Linked DNA regions of Homo sapiens: region 2 is linked to region 1. A link is a contact called in ENCODE Hi-C or POLR2A ChIA-PET data. All regions are on one chromosome and are shown on one strand. The core of a region is the stretch at or near the end of the contact, and the rest is flanking DNA. Distances in the headings are between cores, read along the strand shown. Region 1 overlaps CAPN8 (calpain 8). Region 2 has its middle 63 kb from the start of WDR26.

What was found. A loop is a pair of places that touch in the nucleus more often than their neighbours do. ChIA-PET counts read pairs that join two places held with the same protein, here RNA polymerase II (POLR2A). Pooled maps may share reads with other maps.
Region 2: a loop to region 1 is called in a pooled map, with 3 times the contacts of the local background. The contact joins two enhancer-like sites. A Hi-C loop is called at or near these places in 1 of 50 pooled maps. POLR2A ChIA-PET finds 5 or more read pairs at or near these places in 2 of 52 experiments (HEK293 and activated CD4-positive, alpha-beta T cell).

What each region holds. Positions count from the first base shown.
Region 1 is chr1:223,618,005-223,623,513 of GRCh38, reverse strand. CAPN8 (calpain 8) reads left to right here. Exons shown (of 21, transcript NM_001143962.2): 7 at 614-699; 8 at 3,248-3,322; 9 at 4,061-4,221. Among named protein-coding and RNA genes, the nearest start is that of CAPN8, 45 kb to the left of the region's middle. Within about 2 kb of position 3,078, at least 2 of the 41 ENCODE cell types and tissues checked have a DNase peak (open chromatin) inside an H3K27ac peak, as active enhancers do.
Region 2 is chr1:224,495,221-224,500,729 of GRCh38, reverse strand. It overlaps a transcript of CNIH3 not described here. Among named protein-coding and RNA genes, the nearest start is that of WDR26, 63 kb to the right of the region's middle. RefSeq lists enhancers at 1-488, 1,864-2,395, 2,471-2,670, 2,396-2,925. Within about 2 kb of position 2,414, at least 30 of the 41 ENCODE cell types and tissues checked have a DNase peak (open chromatin) inside an H3K27ac peak, as active enhancers do.

The DNA of each region.
Region 1 (5,509 bases), core at 1,829-4,328:
GGGGAAAGCAGTATATGTGGATTTAGGAGTATGGGCTTTGGAGACGGACTGCCTGAGTTCCTGGCCTGCGTTCACCACTTACTAACTAGATAATCTCGGATAATGTAACTTCTTTAAGTCTCAGATTTTTGAGCTATGAAATGAAGATAATTCTTTATCTTCTCAGGATTGTCGTGAGTGTTAAATGAGGCAATAAAGCACCTAAAATGCTTAGCACTACACCTCATCTGTAGTACCTGCTCGATAAATGTTAACTGCCGTGCTTTGGTGTTTGTTTGGAGGGCGTTTATTATCATTAGGTCTCATGTATTAAAAGCTCAGTCAATCTTAGTCAACTATAAAATCTAAATCTGAGTTAAAGCAGACATAAGCTTGTTTTTGGGCTAGACTCACTCTTCATTTATTCAAACAAATTATGAAAAATACCTCATTTATTCAAACAAATTATGAAAACACTTGGCCCAAGCCTGAAAAGATGCATTAAAGGAAAATAAAAGTGTGGTCCTTTAGGGACATTTGAAAAATTTAATGCAGATCCTGTCAGGTGCAGACATGCCTGCAAGGCAACAGGAGCATAGTAATTCAGTCGCTTTTCTGTGTATGGAATTTGCAGGTGAATTTCCAGGGCCATCCAGAGAAGCTGATCAGACTCAGGAATCCATGGGGTGAAGTGGAGTGGTCGGGAGCCTGGAGCGATGAGTAGGTTTTTTTCCCCCGCTTCTCCAGTCATCTCTCCCTCTGCGGAAGGGTGTCGTGTAAAACACACAACAATGAGATCGATGTCACAGTGAGTTCAGCAGCACGTCCTGTCTGCAGATCACACAGTGTGTTCAGAAAAGAGTATTAAATGGATCCAGGCTGGGAAAAGCAAAATAAAAACCACTGGGCTGTAGTCTTCGATTCTGGCTTTCTGCTTTGGCATTTGAAAGTTTGGCGGCTCTGTGGAATTTTGCTTTGCGCTGAAAGGTTTTTGTGTTTTTTACCTGACGCACCGTGCTGGTCCAAAGGTCAAATCGATCACTCACAGTCTGTTTCTTTCCACTCCACAAACACTGGACACTGACAAAGGCCAAACCCCTCAGCACCAAGAAGAAACAAGGATGCTGAGAAAATGAAATTTGACCCTAGGAGCCCCGGGCCCTGGCAGCAGTGATGAATGAGGCAGCGGCACTCGCTCCTACCCTAGGCACGTTTGATCACTGACTGGAGAGACTCCTCTTGGGCAGGCCTCTCTGCTGATGAGGGAAAGTCAGTCAGAGGTGGTGATGTCCCAGGACAGCTGGGCCCTGGAATCCATGTCCCCATCATGCAGGAGGGTGGAAAGCATGGGGTGGTTTCTGTCCAGTGAGCACAGCTGGCCTGGCAGAGGCAGGTTAGTGTGGGGGAGGAATTAGAATTAGCCAGTCTCAGCTGGGTACAGTGGCTCAGGCCTGTAATCCTAACACTTTGGGAGGCCTAGGCGGGTGGATCACTTGAGCTCAGGAGTTCGAGACCAGCCTGACCAACATGGTGAAACCCCGTCTCTACTAAAAGTACAAAAATTAGCTGGAAATCGCTTGAACCCAGGAGTTGGAGGTTGCAGTGAGCCGAGATTGGGCCACTGCATTCCAGCTTGGGCAACAGAGCAAGACTCCATTTAAAAAAAAAAAATAATTAGCCAGTCTCATGGACAAAGAACCACCAGAAATGAAAATGGTCACAATAATGCCCCCTCCCAATACGTCCTTAATCCTCAAGTGCTGTCGGTACTCTGTGATGCCACCAGGGCTTTCGAAGGGGACATCGCCAAGTTTAATCACAGCATCATGACTGCTCATGTCATGACCACGCAGAGGGGCAGTAACTCCCTTCAGGTTGTGTCACGAAGAAACACGTGTCTCTAGGGCCACACATGAGCCTCCTGTAGGAAGGATTTTTCATTCTACTGTGTAAGATTGAGCAAAACCCAAAACCTCAGTTCCGCCAACTTCCCTAAAAGGATGACAGGGCCACGTGAAATTGAAACCCTGAATGTGGGCCATTCTTACCAAAAGTCACTACCGAGCTGTCCAAAGGGCTTGTTTGACTTTCTCTCCTTTCCCTGAGCACCCGCTCCCTGGCAGGCGGGAGGTGGTGACTGTCAAGTCCTGGAGGCCCTACCAGCTGGAGATGCAACCTGGGATAATTATATATATCAGCTATTGGAGGAGGAGGGTGCCGAATCTCTAAGGCAACATCCCTAAGCTCAGCCCAGGGATTAGTGAGATTTTACTTAAAAAAAAAAAAAAAAAGTAAAAAAAAGAAATTGGAGCAGTAGGTCAGATCTGGAATTTTCCAACTCCTGCCCTAATCTTTGTTTATAACAAGCACATTCTGAGATTTGGTTTTAATCAAATTAATGTTTCAATGAATTGAAGAGGCTCTGGGAATTGTCGTGCTGACCCCCGGGGTCTTAAAGCCTGGCTTGGAGGAAGAGGCTGCGCTGGAGTGTGCCCCAGCTCTTATGCTGGGGAGAGAAGGTGCTTAGGTTTTGCTGAAGGTATTCAGGCAGGGATTTTTTTTTTTTTAAAGATGGATCTTGATACTGCTCTGTTACTTAGATGTCACATACATATTTCAGGAAAACCTAACTTCGTAAAGGTCAGGAAGCTGGAGATGGCATTCAAACAAAGTGCATAGATATTGCCCTTGAAAGGCCACCAGCAGGAGGTCTCACAGGGTGACGTTTCTTCTGGGAAATTGCCGTAAAACTGGGCTGGATGATCATTCTCGTGGGTGTAAGGAAGTGAACCATGTCCATGTCCCCAGAGCTGGTTAGACTCTGTCAGCATATTCACCCTAGACTGCTGGATAAGCCAGAGTGATAAGTGACTAATGGGTACTGGAGTGCCTGCCTTTCCAGTGACGAGAACTCATCCACGTTCTCTCCTGGGCCTCCCCATTCCTGCAAACAGGGGCCTGGGAGTCTTAATTAGAAATGTCAAATTTGCCCTAGAGAGTAAAAATTAGAGCATAATGTTTGAGTCATAATGTTCCTGGCACATGTCCAAGGCCATCGTGCTAGTGCCCATGGAGTCCGTGTCCTGGGTCTGTGTCCCTTCCCCAGACAGTGTGCTCGCGCCACACTGTCCATTCTGCCTTTCTGTCTGCCTGCAGTGCTTTTGGTATTTTGTTTCTGGCTCTTAGGGGGAAGCTTAGCTGCAGTAAACAGCTTGCCCTGCTTGTAGAACCTCTCAGGAGCGAGCATCTCTGCTTGTTTTCCCCTCAGTGCACCAGAGTGGAATCACATAGACCCCCGGCGGAAGGAAGAACTGGACAAGAAAGTTGAGGATGGAGAATTCTGGTGAGAGAGTTTTCTGCTGAAGCGCTGTCCCATTGGTGATGGGTCCATTTTCAGTTCTGATGTGAACTCTAGGTCTCTGGGTCTTCCAGGAAGGCGACATGGTTCCTGATCATGGTGAATTCATTCTTCTCCTTTTGTCCTGGTATAATTCCACCTCTATACCAGCACGTCTAAAGCACTGAAACCATGATATCTAGGCCCTCAACCTGGCTTAGCTATCAGCCTGTCTTTCTCAGTTCTATTATCTTTCCAATGAACTGAGAGCACTGCTTCTATCTCTTTAAGCTAAGATTTACCTACCATCAATATGGGAGAACTTCCTTTGCTAGTGAGCTAAGGAAGATAATAAGGATACTCCTTGAATATGGTACGGCTTAGCTGGACATCACTCCGAATTAAACAAAAAGAAACCTCTTGTGAGCTTAGACTTAACCCAATCTAGAGGCAGAGGCTTTGTTGAGATGACCTCCTGGGGTCTTTTGCAGTTTACAGTTCAGATCCTTTGCTTGGTTGTTAAGATATGTGTGTGGGGCTCCCTGTAAGAGCCAAGAAGCTAGCGCTAGTGAAGAATGTGGACTGTTGTCTCTGCGTGTTTGTATCAGTGTGCTGTAGGAAAGATCAAGCTAGCCCACGGCCTCTAGGGCCTGTGCCACAGGGCTCCTTCCCGTGCTCAGTATGCGTGCCTTTAATCACAACCCAGCCCTCTTCACTGAGAGCCCTCTGGTGCCTCTGCCCCAGGATGTCACTTTCAGATTTCGTGAGGCAGTTCTCTCGGTTGGAGATCTGCAACCTGTCCCCGGACTCTCTGAGTAGCGAGGAGGTGCACAAATGGAACCTGGTCCTGTTCAACGGCCACTGGACCCGGGGCTCCACAGCTGGGGGCTGCCAGAACTACCCAGGTAAGGTGAAGGGCTGCCTTGGCCCAACCTCCTCCAGCTTATCCTCCCTGAGCTGGGTCATTTTATGTAATTTTTTGGTGCTATTTTGTGTGTTTTTTTGAGACAGGGCCTTGCTCTGTTCCCCAGGTTGGAGTGTAGTGGCACGATCTCTGCTCATCACAACCTCCGCCTCCCGGGCTCAAGTGATCCTCTCACCTCAGCCTTCTTAGTAGCTGGGACCACAGGCATGCACCACCATGCCTGGCTAATTTTTAAAAAATGTTTTTGTAGAGACAGGGTCTCACCATGTTGCCCAGGCTGGTCTCGAGCTCCTAGGCTCAAGTGATCCACCCACCTTGGCCTCCCAAAGTTCTGGGATTACAGTTGTGAGCCACCGTGCCCAGCCCTATGTGTTAATCTTTGGATAAGGCCTTTGGACTTTGTTCTTTGACTTCTGGGCACCCTCTGGAGGCCCTGCTTCTCCCTAGGGCTTGGAGGCCAGGGTTGTGAGGGTGGGCAGTGGCTCTGCAGCCGCTCAGCTGCAGCCTGAACCATGTGTTCAAACCATCCCTGCTTCACCCACCTGCCCTGCCCGCAAAGGACGTGCTTTCCACACTAGCCCTGCTCTTGGCACCTTATGCTAAGGCCTCCTGTTCTTCCCTTGGGCTTTTGCCCCTTCCTCCCCACTCCCCTCCCCACACCCAGCTGGCTAGCAGTCACCCTGCTGACCTCTGGGACAGAGTGGCTGATGGTGCGCTAGGGGAACACGGGTACAACATCTGCTGTTTCAATAGGCTGCATCCAATAGAGCTGCTGTTTCACTGTGTGTTTGTGCCTGAGTTGGAGGTGGAGGGGCAAAGACAGCGTGGGCCGTGATGGCCACACACAGGGCATGCGTGTCATGGGGACTCAGACCCTGGTGGAGATAGTATGGTGCAAAGCATGGCCTCCGCACTAACCCTGGGTCCTCACCTGGTGCAAGGTGGGAAGCTTTCCTGGCTCGCAGAAGATCACTAATGTGTCCCTGTGTAGGCTCCTCCTAGGTTGAATCAGCTGAGGCAGCACCTGATGAAGAAACTCAGGAAGACAGCCCCACATCTCTAAGGAGAAATGAAGAAAAGCAAATCCTGCTCTCTCTACTTTTCACCTCCTGCTCCCCATGTTCCCTGCCTGGTTTGCTGTTGATCTGTTGATTGACTTAGACTGTAAGCGCATGGGGCAGGGCCAGTCACTTTCTTCTCATGACAGAGCTCACTGCAGGGCTGTGCTCGGTGCTAGGGAAGCAGCATTAGAATAAAACCCCACCTGG
Region 2 (5,509 bases), core at 1,165-3,664, 880 kb before region 1:
ATTAAAGATCAGTCATGAATGCTGGGGAAAAGTCATTCTTTTTTTTTTTTCTTTGCTTTTTTGTCTCACTCTGTCGCCCAGCAGGTTGGAGTGCAGTGGCACAATCTCGCCTCACTGCAACCTCCGCCCCCTGAGTTCAAGCCATCCTCCCTCCTCAGCCTCCCAAGCAGCTGGGACCACAGATGCATGCCACCAAGCCTGACTAAGTTTTTGTATTTTTGGTAGAGATAGAGTTTCGTCATGTTGGCCAGGCTGGTTTCCAACTCCTGAGTTCAAGCTATCTGCCTGCCTCGGCCTCCCAAAGTGCTGGGATTACAGGCATGAACTGTTGCACCAGCCAAGTCATTCTTTCTTTAGAGACATGAGATGAAGGCTGCTGGCAACCATTTTGGGACCATGAGAATTAGGAAGAAATTGTGGCCAGGCACAGTGGCTCAGTTTGTAATCACAGCACTTTGGGAGGCTGAGGTGGGAGGATGACTTGAGACCAGGAGTTCAAGAGACCAGTCTGAGCAACATAAGGAGACACTATCTCTATAAAAAAAAAAAATTGTTTTAATTAGTCAGGCTTGATGGTGCAGGCCTGTAGTCCCAGCTACTAAGGAGGCTGAGGTGGGAGGATCACTTGAGCCCAGGAGGTCAAGGCTACAGTGAGCCATGATTGTGCCACTACACTTCAGCCTAGGAGACACAGTAAGATCCTGTCTCAAAAAGAAAAAAGAAAAAAGAAAGAAAGGAATTAGATCCTTGGGGAATTGTTGAGCCTTACCCAAAGCCCCACTCTGACACTAGATTTCTTTTTCTTTTCTTTTTTCTTTTTTTTTTTTTGGTAGAGATAGGATGTCGCTATGTTGCCCAGGCTGGTCTTGAACTCCTGGCCTCAAGCGATCCTCCTGCCTCAGCCTCCCAAAGTGCTGGGATTACAGGTGTGAGCCACAGTGCCCAGTCAGCTGACTCTAGACTTCTTTTGTCCCAGAAGCAAATAACGGCGTGTATTGTATAAGGCAGTTGAGCTATGCTTTTCAGTTTCTTGATGTTCAAAAAATGACCCGAAATAGAGAGTTATAAAAAATTGAAACTAGAAAGGTATTAGAGGGTTAAATCATGAAAGGCTTTCCTTGCCCCATTCTAAGGCATTAGACTTTATGCAGGCAGTAGGAAATCCCATTGAAAACTGTTGAGGAGGGAGGTGGCACATCAAATCTGTTTTAGGAAATTGATGGCAGGATGAAAGATAGACTGGAAGGGAGAGGGATTAGAAGCAAACCAACAAAAACAACGATTGATTAGTCATGAGTCTCGGCTGGTAAAGGACATTTTATCAAATATCTCCAGATGTCCACATGGCCTGGAGTGGGGAAGAGTAAGAAAGCAGAGATACCTATGGCAACCTCTCTTCTTATCAGAACCAATGGCCTGCCCTTCACCCTTAAGAGCTTAGTGTATACAGCAGAGAGTCCAAATCCTAATACTGTATTACAATACCTCAGAAGGCTACCCAGTTGTCATAGAAGCTTCAAACAACAGGAAATTTTTAATTTTAAAACAAAGTCCATTTTAATTTAAATTTTTAACTAACATTTTTAAAAGGCGGGGAGTAGGATACAACCCCAAAACAATAAGCTTTAACGGAGTGTCTTCACTACCAAAAGTTTGTGAATCACTGATCTAAATCATGGCACTCCCAGCACCCCTTCCCGGAGCGGGTGCCAGTCCTGGCATGGGTTCCCAGCCCTCTGGGGAGCTACTGGTGTGCTAAAGCTTTGCAGTGCCTGCGGACAGGAAGAGGCTCCAGAGCTCCCAGAGCTCCCATCCTCAGATCCACAAAAAAATGCGAATCTCTCCTAGAGCAATGTAAGTGTCTTGATTCCTCTTCCTGTCGCCTTTCCCCGCTGCCCTTTCTGCTGCACTGTTGCAGCACTGGGCTGATGACGCCAGGGCAGTGAAGGTTCCTTGCCCCCCGCATCTTCCCCTGTGCTGAAGCAGCGCATGGTAACCTGGCTGCCCGTGTTCTGATGCATTCTCCATTCTTTCCCACAGGCACACTCCCACCTGCATTCCAAACTGACTGTTTCATTTACATAATTCCAATAGCTTTCACTGCCAGCTTCCTGTTTTTGTAAACTCATGTAGAATTTTTTAGTTTCATAAGAAACAAGGGCCCCAGCTCACAATCACCCTCTACCAACATAGTTTATCTGCATCAAAGAAGACAGGGAAGCTTCTGTCCATTGGTTTCCCTTCTTATTTTAGAAATAGAAGCTTAAAAAACACCCCAGTGGTTTCCAATCCAGAGAGTTGCATATAAGCTTTTGACTTTACTGGTTACTGGCTTCCTGTTAACTGAAAGAAGTTTCAAGCTGAGTCAGAGAAGAGAACCGGGCCCAGCAGTGATTCATTAGTGTTGCTAATGACACCCCTACCGCCACCACCATCACTGCTGCTTTTGCTGGGGCTGCTGGGGCCTCCATGTTAGCCTAATCCTAAGAGAGCAAGAAACTGAAGCCATTGTCCTGATTTTCTCTTCCAGATGGCATTGCAGTGGCAGCAGTGAGCACAGGCCAAGCAAGACTGGCCTTGAGATGAGGAGGCCAGATGGGCCCTGAATCAGGGTGGTTTCAGGATGCCCAGGAAGGCACTGCTGCTGCAGAATAACTTCCCCCTCTCCCTGCCCTCCCTTTGCACAGTGCCTGAAGATTCTTCCTCCTTCTGAGCTTTTCTGGTCTTCCTGTAAGATACAAATACAGCTTAAAAGGGCTGCTCATACCCTAATATGATTAATGTGATGAGCTCACTTTGGAAAATACTAATCACTTGAGACATGCAGATGGAAGAGATGCTGAATTATAACCCAAAAGACTACCAGGCCAGAAAAGACAGTCAGGAAAGAGATGCAAGTGTCAACTACTTCTCAGTTTTGCCCAGATCCGGGCTTCACTGCAGGGTCATAGTCAGGAGCATCTGACCACCATACAGCCAGCAGTGCAGGAAGTGTTCAGCACTCTTCAGCCATGACTCTAGTTTAGGGATTTCTCTCAGTGCCAAGATCCTCCTGGAGGGCTCCAACAAACAGCAACACATAAAAAAAGTTGCTTTAGAAATGCATCTATAACAACAAAGGGTTCCCAACCCATATTCTTGCAGCTAAGTCTGTCATATGCATTATCTTATCTAATCTTCACAGCAACCTAGGAAACATCACTTCTCCTGATTCTACAGATGAACAGTGAAGATGATGCCACAAGTAAATTTCTGACTTAAAATATCATATTCCATCACAGTATAATTGATTAATTCCTAGACTTTAAAAATCAACATATCATTCACATAACATAAAATCTATCATTTTTTAAAGTAAACATAAAATCTATCATTTGTTAAAGTATACAGTTCAGTGGTTTTTAGTATATTCACTATGTTGTGCAAACATCACCACTAGCTAATTCTAGAACATTTTCATCACCCCAGGAAGAAATCTTGTACCTATTAGCAGTCACTCCCAATTCCTCCCTATGCCTCTCTCCCTGACAACCACTCCTCTACTTTCTGTCTCTATAGATTTGCCTATTTGAACATTTCATATTAATGGAATCATAAAATGTAGTTTTTTTGTGACTGGCTTCTTTCACTGCATGTTTTCAAGAGTCATCCATGTTGTAGCATATAATAGTACTTCATTCCTTTTTATGGCTGCATAATATTCCATTGTATGGATATACCACATTTTGTTTATCCATTCATCCATCAAAGAACACTTGAGTTGCTTCCCCCTTTCAGCTATTGTGAATAACGCTGCTATGAACATTATTGTACAAGTTTTTGTGTGGACATATGTTTTCAATTACCTTGGGAATTCCTAGAGTTTTTATATATCTGAAAACATAGGTAAGTCTAAAAGAAATGAGTATCAGCTATGGTATTGCATTCATTACAAGGTATTTATAATATGCCTGTTTTCAATAAGGATTTGCAGTATTCCCACCATGATATCCTATGCCACCTGTAGTATTGTACCCGTCACACTGAGTCTGTTTCCACAACTGCATGGAGTGCTCTTTGAGGGAAGGGACCCATCCTGTTCACTGTAAACAATTTCTTAAGTATAAGTCGCTACCTGTCTGTGAAGCAGCAGCACCTTCCTGGGCATGCTGAAACCACCCTGATTCAGGGACCATCTGGCCTCCTCATCTCAAGGCCAGCCTTGCTTGGCCTGTGCTCATACTGCTATACCACCTGGAAGAGAAAATCAGGAGGCTTCAGTTTCTTGCTCTCCTAGTATCAGGCTAACATGGAGGCCCCAGCAGCAGCAGGAGCGATGGTGGTAGCAGAAGGGGTGTCATCAGCAACACTAGTTAGGTGGGCCAGAGCTGAATGGACTGGAGTTGACATCTGCCCACGGGACAGCCAGCAGCACAGAAAGTGCTCAGACATGGAAGTTCTCCCCACAGTCTCCTCAGGCAGGAATGGATCAATTAGACCCTCCTCGAGTGGATGGTGGTTGGTATAAGCCAAGAGACACAAGAGAGGAGGCAGCAAGCAGCAGCCCTGAGGAAGCAGAAGTTCTAGGGTATTGAGAACGACATGTAGTTGTTCAGTAACTGCTGGGCTGGCAGAGAGGCTGAGACAACAGACTCGTGCAGCTGGGAGGACAAGGGGCTGAGTCTCTGCCACTACATGAGATCTTGAATAATTTTTCACTTCCCAGATTATGTTTCACTCCACATGAAAAGAGCATATCTTACTGCTTAGTTGCGCTCTCTCTGCCCACGGATAGCTCACAGATGCCTTTTTCATTGTTGTGTTTTGCAGAGATGGGGTCTCACTGTGTTCACAGGCTGATCTCAAACTCTTGGCCTCAAGGGTTCCTCTTGCCTCAGTCTCCCAAAGTGATGGGATTATAGGAGTGAGCCATGATGCCCACACTCAGCCCGCTCCTCTTGCCCAGAGAGTTTGCACATGGACTGCTGCTCCCCGACCCCCTCCTCCAGCCACTTCTCTCCAATAGCAAATGCCCTTCCCCTGGTGAATGCCCATTCCTCCTGGGATCTCAGCTCAGCATCACTTCCTCCAGGAGGACCCCTTGGAGCAGTAAAATCCTCTCCTCTAAGCCCTCACAGCTGCATCAGCGTCTTTGTGACACCACTGCTGTAAGACTGCATCTATGGAGTGATTCATTCATATTGATGCCCAGCTACACAAACACTCCATTAAAGTAGAGACTATTTTGGCTCAGCTTTGTATCCCCAGCACCTAGCCTGACACCTAGCAGGGCAATAAATATTTGATGAACGAATGAATTCATCGTTTTTTTCCAGGAAGGAAACAAGTCCAATTTTTAAGTAGTTAAGGATACAAGACCTTCCCATTGATCTTGTAGTAAAAAATCATATTGGATTGACAAAACTCAAGGTATATACAAGGCATGTCCTGGGACCCTCTCCTTCTGCCATAGGAAGGACAATACCTTGGCATGGGAGAGAAGGGGGCTGGGATCAGGACTGGGCTCATT